Linked DNA regions of Homo sapiens: region 2 is linked to region 1. The links are chromatin contacts, found by Hi-C or POLR2A ChIA-PET in ENCODE. All regions are on one chromosome and are shown on one strand. Each heading gives the region's core, a stretch centred on a gene start or an enhancer-like site at or near the end of the contact. The rest is flanking DNA. Distances are from core to core; before and after follow the strand shown.

What was found. Hi-C counts contacts between places; a loop is a spot of excess contacts on that map. ChIA-PET counts read pairs that join two places held with the same protein, here RNA polymerase II (POLR2A). Pooled maps may share reads with other maps.
Region 2: a pooled map shows a loop between it and region 1 (15-fold over the local background). The contact joins the promoter of C1GALT1C1 here to the promoter of SLC25A5-AS1 in region 1. A Hi-C loop is called at or near these places in 1 of 37 single-sample maps with no recorded cell type and 9 of 50 pooled maps. POLR2A ChIA-PET finds 5 or more read pairs at or near these places in 1 of 52 experiments (PC-9).

The regions. Positions count from the first base shown.
Region 1 is chrX:119,467,183-119,470,664 of GRCh38, forward strand. It overlaps SLC25A5-AS1 (SLC25A5 antisense RNA 1), which reads right to left and starts at 1,938. Exons shown (of 1, transcript NR_028443.1): 1 at 1-1,938. SLC25A5 (solute carrier family 25 member 5) reads left to right here and starts at 1,262. Exons shown (of 4, transcript NM_001152.5): 1 at 1,262-1,444; 2 at 2,479-2,965; 3 at 3,191-3,331. The coding sequence starts at 1,334. RefSeq lists silencers at 942-1,321, 1,812-2,051.
Region 2 is chrX:120,628,124-120,631,605 of GRCh38, forward strand. It overlaps C1GALT1C1 (C1GALT1 specific chaperone 1), which reads right to left and starts at 1,931. Exons shown (of 2, transcript NM_001011551.3): 1 at 1,794-1,931. RefSeq lists an enhancer at 1,312-2,239 and a silencer at 1,899-2,168.

The DNA of each region.
Region 1 (3,482 bases), core at 688-3,187:
GGCACATAAGGTTCAGCTGCAGTTGCAGTTTTCAACAGTCGTCCTTATTTTTATAAACATTGTTATGATTATTCAGACACGGAACTTGTGATTACACTATTTGCTCCTGTTCTGAACTTGAGGGAGTCCACTTAAGCTAACAAGTAGGTTTTTGAGGACATGTGTGGCAAATGCTTACCCAGTGAAGGGATTAAGGGGCTCAGTAAGCACTTGTCCATTGGCACAATGGCTGCCAATCTAATTCTATTGATTCCTCTAAATGTTTCTGGAGTTCAGAAATCTATTCAATCCAAGGGCACTTTACCTGGGGTCCTGGGAGCCAAATGTTAACGTAGTTCTTAACCTTCCTAAGCCTCTTAACCTTCTGGGTACAACCTCTATATTTGTCTTCTGGCTAAAATCATTTCCCCACCCCCAGCCCAGTCCTTTGGACTCTCCCAGGCCAATTCCTGGCAAGATCTTTGTCGAACTGTATTTGCAAACCAGGGTCTGGGGCACGGTGGCAGTTCCTTCGTCTGCTGTTCCCTTAATTTCGTCTGGTTTCACTGGCTCCAGGACAGCACACGGTCTAGAGTGGGAAGAGTGAGGCATTCACCTTGGTGAAAAACAACTCAGTAATTAAGACAAATGATTTTTCATGTACTATTTTAAAAAAATCAGAAGCAATGCAAAAATCCATGATGAACAAATGATCAACATTTGAAATACAGACAGGATCCCAACCTGCACTTGCATGACCTTGTCTCGCTTGCCTCACCCTAAACCCAGCCTTGACACTCCAATTAAACTTTATTTACAAAACAAGGGGGCCGGCCAGTAGGATGTAGTTTGCCCATACGACTTTTTTAAAGTATCGCATTGACTACTGTTTATCTCGATGACTGAAGGGTTCTTTTGGCATCCCTGTAGCAAATGCGTCTCACCCTAGTCCTGGTCCTGCTCCAAGGGTTTTTGTCCAGGCACATCGTGACCTCACCCTTCCTCCCCTCTCCGAGGCCTCTCTCAGGGTCCAGCGTTCAAGTCCCGGGTGTTCTCTGGACCCGCCCCTTCCTCTCGCCGGGTCAGGTGCCGAGGGCGAGCACGGGCGGCGCGGAGAGCAGTCCCGGCCCGCCCTCCACGACTCCTCCTCCTGCGAGCTGGGCCACTCAGCGGCTCTGCCGCCCAGCGCGCCGGGGCCCAGACCCCGCCCCGGCCCCGCCTCCGACGCCTGCCGCTCCAGCTCCGGCTCCCCCTATATAAATCGGCCATTTGCTTCGCTCCGCCCCGCAGCGCCGGAGTCAAAGCCGGTTCCCGGCCCAGTCCCGTCCTGCAGCAGTCTGCCTCCTCTTTCAACATGACAGATGCCGCTGTGTCCTTCGCCAAGGACTTCCTGGCAGGTGGAGTGGCCGCAGCCATCTCCAAGACGGCGGTAGCGCCCATCGAGCGGGTCAAGCTGCTGCTGCAGGTACGTCCTGGGATCCAGGAGCCCAACCAGGAAGTGGGGGGAAGGGTCGCACAGAAGGCGGGCGCCCGAGGGGTGGCGGGGAGCGAACTCTAAAGACATGGCCAGGGAAGCGGCTTAGGAGAGGCCAGAGCGGGGCGCAGAGGCAGAACAGAAGTCAAACTGGTGGGAGGCGCCTTTAGTGACCTGAAGTAGTGAGTCTAGGAAGGGGCCGGGGGCAGAGGGCAGGACCAGGCTCTCGGCATCTCCGAGGCGGCGGACTCGGATGGAGCAGTTTCTGAGTGACGGCCTCCCCGGGCCTGGGCGTCAAGGGCGAAGGCCGAAAGCCGGCGTTAGAAAGAGGAACGCCAGTTCTTACCGAAGACCTCAAGGTCGCGGCAAGGAGATAACTGCCCGGGGGAGGCCATGCGCCCGGGTCCAGCGGCCTCCCAGCCCGCGGACGCGCTCAAACCTCGCCGGGCCGGAAGCCGGCGCCGGGAAGCGCGTGTGCCTTTTACGTCCGCCCCCGCGCAGCCGCGGCCGCTGCCGCCGCGTCTCCGCCTGCCTCCCTGCGCCGCGCGCTCTCCAGTGCCGGCTCTAGAGGGCGCTCCTGGGCTAGCGTGTAGGGCTGGCGGCGGCGGCGCTCGGGTCACCTCTGGGAGCGGAGTGGGGGCGGAGCGAGACGGAAGCAGCTCAGGAGACTTGAGGCGTAGGCTGCGGTCCCCAAGGTGACCGCGCCCTATGTGGGACTCGCCCTAATGCCTCTGAACCTGGGTTTGAGGTAATGACCTTTCTCCTAGGTCTGAAGGTCACGGGTCCGCTGGAGGATGCCCCCTCTCCACTCAGAGGGGTGGAGGCTTAATGCTACTGGTGCAGATCACCTCTTCCCCTGTGACAGCCTCAGAGGGTTGGGAGGGTCCAGCCAGTATGATATACGAAGACTAGATTTGAGAGAGGGGAGCCTACCTTAAAGGGCATTGATCGAGATGGCATAAGCTCTTCTCTTTCCCTTCCCCATGGTTATAACTGTCCCTGTTGGCTTCCTTCCTGTCTGTTAGGTGCAGCATGCCAGCAAGCAGATCACTGCAGATAAGCAATACAAAGGCATTATAGACTGCGTGGTCCGTATTCCCAAGGAGCAGGGAGTTCTGTCCTTCTGGCGCGGTAACCTGGCCAATGTCATCAGATACTTCCCCACCCAGGCTCTTAACTTCGCCTTCAAAGATAAATACAAGCAGATCTTCCTGGGTGGTGTGGACAAGAGAACCCAGTTTTGGCTCTACTTTGCAGGGAATCTGGCATCGGGTGGTGCCGCAGGGGCCACATCCCTGTGTTTTGTGTACCCTCTTGATTTTGCCCGTACCCGTCTAGCAGCTGATGTGGGTAAAGCTGGAGCTGAAAGGGAATTCCGAGGCCTCGGTGACTGCCTGGTTAAGATCTACAAATCTGATGGGATTAAGGGCCTGTACCAAGGCTTTAACGTGTCTGTGCAGGGTATTATCATCTACCGAGCCGCCTACTTCGGTATCTATGACACTGCAAAGGGTAAGTTTGCTGTGGGCTTTAACGTTGTGTTCTTAGGAGACAGTTTAAAAGAGCATTGTACCAACCTAACAGTCCAAGAGCTAAAGAGTTGTTTTTTTAATTGCTAAAGGAAGCCAAGATCATCCAATGCAACCCTTGTGTACAGATGACGTGTTTAGGGGATGTGGGGAAAGGAAGTCAGTAAAACTCTGCTTTTTGGTAAAAGCATCTCTTTCCTATTCCCAGGAATGCTTCCGGATCCCAAGAACACTCACATCGTCATCAGCTGGATGATCGCACAGACTGTCACTGCTGTTGCCGGGTTGACTTCCTATCCATTTGACACTGTTCGCCGCCGCATGATGATGCAGTCAGGGCGCAAAGGAAGTAAGTTCCACTTGAGCAGAAGATAAAGTTGTAGTCGTGGGGCAATCTGCTGCCACAAACTGGTGATACATACCTTTAAAATGGCTGTCTGTCCAAGTCAAGGGATGGGGTTGATAGCATCTGTGTCTGTTCCACAACTGCCTTTGAGCTG
Region 2 (3,482 bases), core at 681-3,180, 1.2 Mb after region 1:
CAGCTACTCGGGAGGCTGAGGCACAAGAGTCTCTTGAACTTGGGAAGCGGAGGCTGTAGTGAGCTGTGATCTCACCACGGCACTCCAGCCAGGGCATCAGAGTGAGACTCTGTCTCAGAAAAAATAAATAAATAAAAGAAATTAAAAGCTGACATTAAATAAACTTGTTGAAAAAAATTGTATGTTAACCATTTATTCTAGTAAAGGCTGAATTTTCCAATCTTCCCTCCATCTTCAGAAAAAAGCAATCTATTGAGCTACTTAGACTTCCCAGTTTTCTCTTATGGTTGAAAGGAGCCTTAGAAAACTACCCAATGTCAGTCACTTCTCTCATTTTACAGAGAGGAAATGGAAGTCCACAGAGGTTAAATAACTGACTCAGTCACACAGTTAGACAGTGGTATAAGTGGACTAGAAACCACATTTCTCAATATCAGTTTAATGGTTTTTTTCCATTACAGAAGAATAATTGCCATAGTGCTTCTACCACATTAGAGTTTAATAAATGGGTTACTGAATATCCTTGTTTTCATACAAATGGGAAAAAAGTGGGATCTGTTGACCATAACTGATATTTTGCACCCAACAGCACCATATTGCTACAAGGAAACCACTCCTGTGGTTTTCTGCTAGAGGAAATGGAATTTTGACTTCTACCAGAAAGACAAGGTGTGGAATAGCTTGGCAGATGTAATTTCTGAGCGGTGGGTGGGGCAAGAGGCAGGAAGACTTTCCTGTGTCACTCACAGAACTTGGTCAATAAACACAGTTCCAAGAAGAGAAGTGACAGAAAACAAGCTCGGCATAATATTAGAATTGTCGGCTGTGTGCGGTGGCTCACGCCTGTAATCCCAGCACTTTGGGAGGCCGAGGCAGGTGGATCACCTGAGGTAGGGAGTTCAAGACCAGCCTGGCCAACATGGTGAGACCCTGTCTCGACTAAAAATACAAAAATTAGCCGGGCATGGTGGCATATGACTGTAATCCCAGCTACTCAGGAGGCTGAGGCAGGAGAATTGCTTGAACCCGGGAGGCGGAGGTTGCAGGCAGTGAGCCAAGATCGCACCACAGCACTCCGGCCTGGGCAACAAGAGCGAGACTCTGTTTCAAAAAAAAAAAAGAAAGAAAGAAAGAAAAAAGAAAAAGAATTGTCAGGTGCACTCTAAGATTAATTTATATAGGATTTTTGTATTTCATGTCACGCAGTTTTCATTATTTCTGGCCAATACATAATTCACATGTTTCTTTGCTCAATTATGGCATATGTGTCAGAATTCTTCCTGATGGTGATCCTACTCCTGGCTGCAAAAATAGTGATCAAAACTCAGTAAGTCTACACATTTTAAATAAAATAATTTGCAAAAATTATTCTAAGGAGATTTTTTCCCCATCACAGAGGCAAAAAATATAACACTAGGGATGCATATGATAGGATACTTTGTGCAGAAGGAAACAAAACTGCACACGAGCACAAATGAAACAGAAACTACCCCAATGGTTTTTAGATGAACCTTTTTGGGTGAAGGTAGTTGGGGTGAAGTACGGAAAACGAAGACGAAATAGGGAAGAGAAGTGAGAGGGAGGACATGGTAACCTCGATATCCCTCTGAGGGACCAAGAGAGCGCCCCCAGGAAGAAGACTCTCGGTCTCCTGTGCTGACAATCCTCCCGCTGCACCTGCCCAAGCATCCCGCGTGGAGCATGCTGGGAGAGGGCTGGGGCCCAGGCCTCCCCCAAGAGAGGGAGGGGAGTCAGGGTGCGCTTGGGGTGGGGGTCGAGGCCCCGCCACTCACCCGCGTCTAGAACGGCTTGGGGACAGGAAAGCGCAGCCGCGCACGGGTTTCCTCTCACGTTGGCGCACCACTCCGTTACGCTCCTGACCAGGCTGTTCTAGCTGCAGGCGGTGTTCTCTCGTTGGTCTCGCTAAAGGTGGGGAGCGCCAGGAAACGAGCGCCGCGAAGGCGGGGGTAGTGGGGCGGGGTAAAGGAGCCGGCGGCTGGGCGGAGCCGTCCGTTTGCCCGCCCGCGCAGGCGTCGGAAGGGCCGGCGCGCCCGCTGCGCGCACACTGCGTGCCCTTTCTCCCCGCCCCCTGCCGAGTTCAGAGACTTGCTATAGGCCTGCGTGACCCGGACGCTCTCCTTTACCCAACGGGCGTCCAGAGAAGAGGCCGTGCGTACGACTCGCTGACACCTCCCATTTCACCTTCCTGGCATGGAAATTGCGAGAGCGAGAGATTCTTGCTCCCGGTGTCGCTTTTTATCAGACCTCTTGATGGTTTCTCTGATGTACCCCTGCGTCCTTGAACCCTCATATTGCCCACCCCCCCAGTACTCCTGGGCTGAGACCAAAACGCAAGCCACTGAAATAGTCACGTAATTATGACACCAACGGTTTCCTATTATTACTGGAATGAGATCTGAAGCCCCACTGCCTGGAATCCAATCCTGTCTTCACCACACCTTTTGATATCCCAGGAAAGTTATTTCACCTCGCTGTGCCTCAGTTCCCTCATTTGTAAAGTACAGAAAATGTCACAGTAGTGCCTATTTCATAGAAAATTAGATGAGATAGTGCATATGACTCCCTTAGCAAAATTTCAAGCCTAGAGTAAGCATTTACTAAAAAGTACTGGCTGTTATTATTCACCCCAGTATTTCTAGTACTTAACCACAGTGCCAGCACGCAGTGGACAGTAAATATTAGTGGAATTAATGAATATTAGAACTACAGCTGAGGAACCAGGCCTAAAAAGGATAAGGAAATTTCAAAAGTCCACACAGCAAGTTAATGGCAGAGGTGGGACTGGAATCCAGGTCTCTTTTTTTTTTTTTTTTGAGACGGAGTTTCACTCTTGTTGCCCAGGCTGGAGTGCAATGGCACGATCTCGGCTCACTGCAACCTCTGCCTCCCGGGTTCAAGCGATTCTTCTACCTCAGCCTCCCTAGCAGCTGGGATTACAGACGCCCGCCACCACGCCCGGCTAATTTTTGTATTATTAGTAGAGACGGGGTTGGCCAGGCTGGTCTTGAATTCCTGACCTCAGGTGATCCACCCGCCTCGGCCTCCCAAAGTGCTGGGATTACAGGCTTGAGCCACTGCGCACGGCCCCCAGGTCTTCTAATTAAGAGTGCAGAGCTCTCTTTCCACGAAATATTTGATGTGTCTCTTTTTTTTTTTTTTTTTTTTGAGACCGAGTTTCGTTCTTTTTGCCCAGGCTGGAGTGCAATGGCGGGATCTCGGTTCACTGCAGCCTCTGCCTCCCGGGTTCAAGTGATTCTCCTGCCTCAGCCTCCCTAGTGGCTAGGATTACAGGTGTGCGCCACCACGTCTGGTTATTATTATTTTTTTTTTTAGTAGAGACGGGGTTTCGCCGTGTTGGCCAGGCTGGTCTCGAACTCCTGACCTCAGGTGTTCCACCCGCCTCGGCCTTCCACAGTGCTGGGATTACAGGTGTGAGCCACCGATCTGTCTTTTAAAATTCA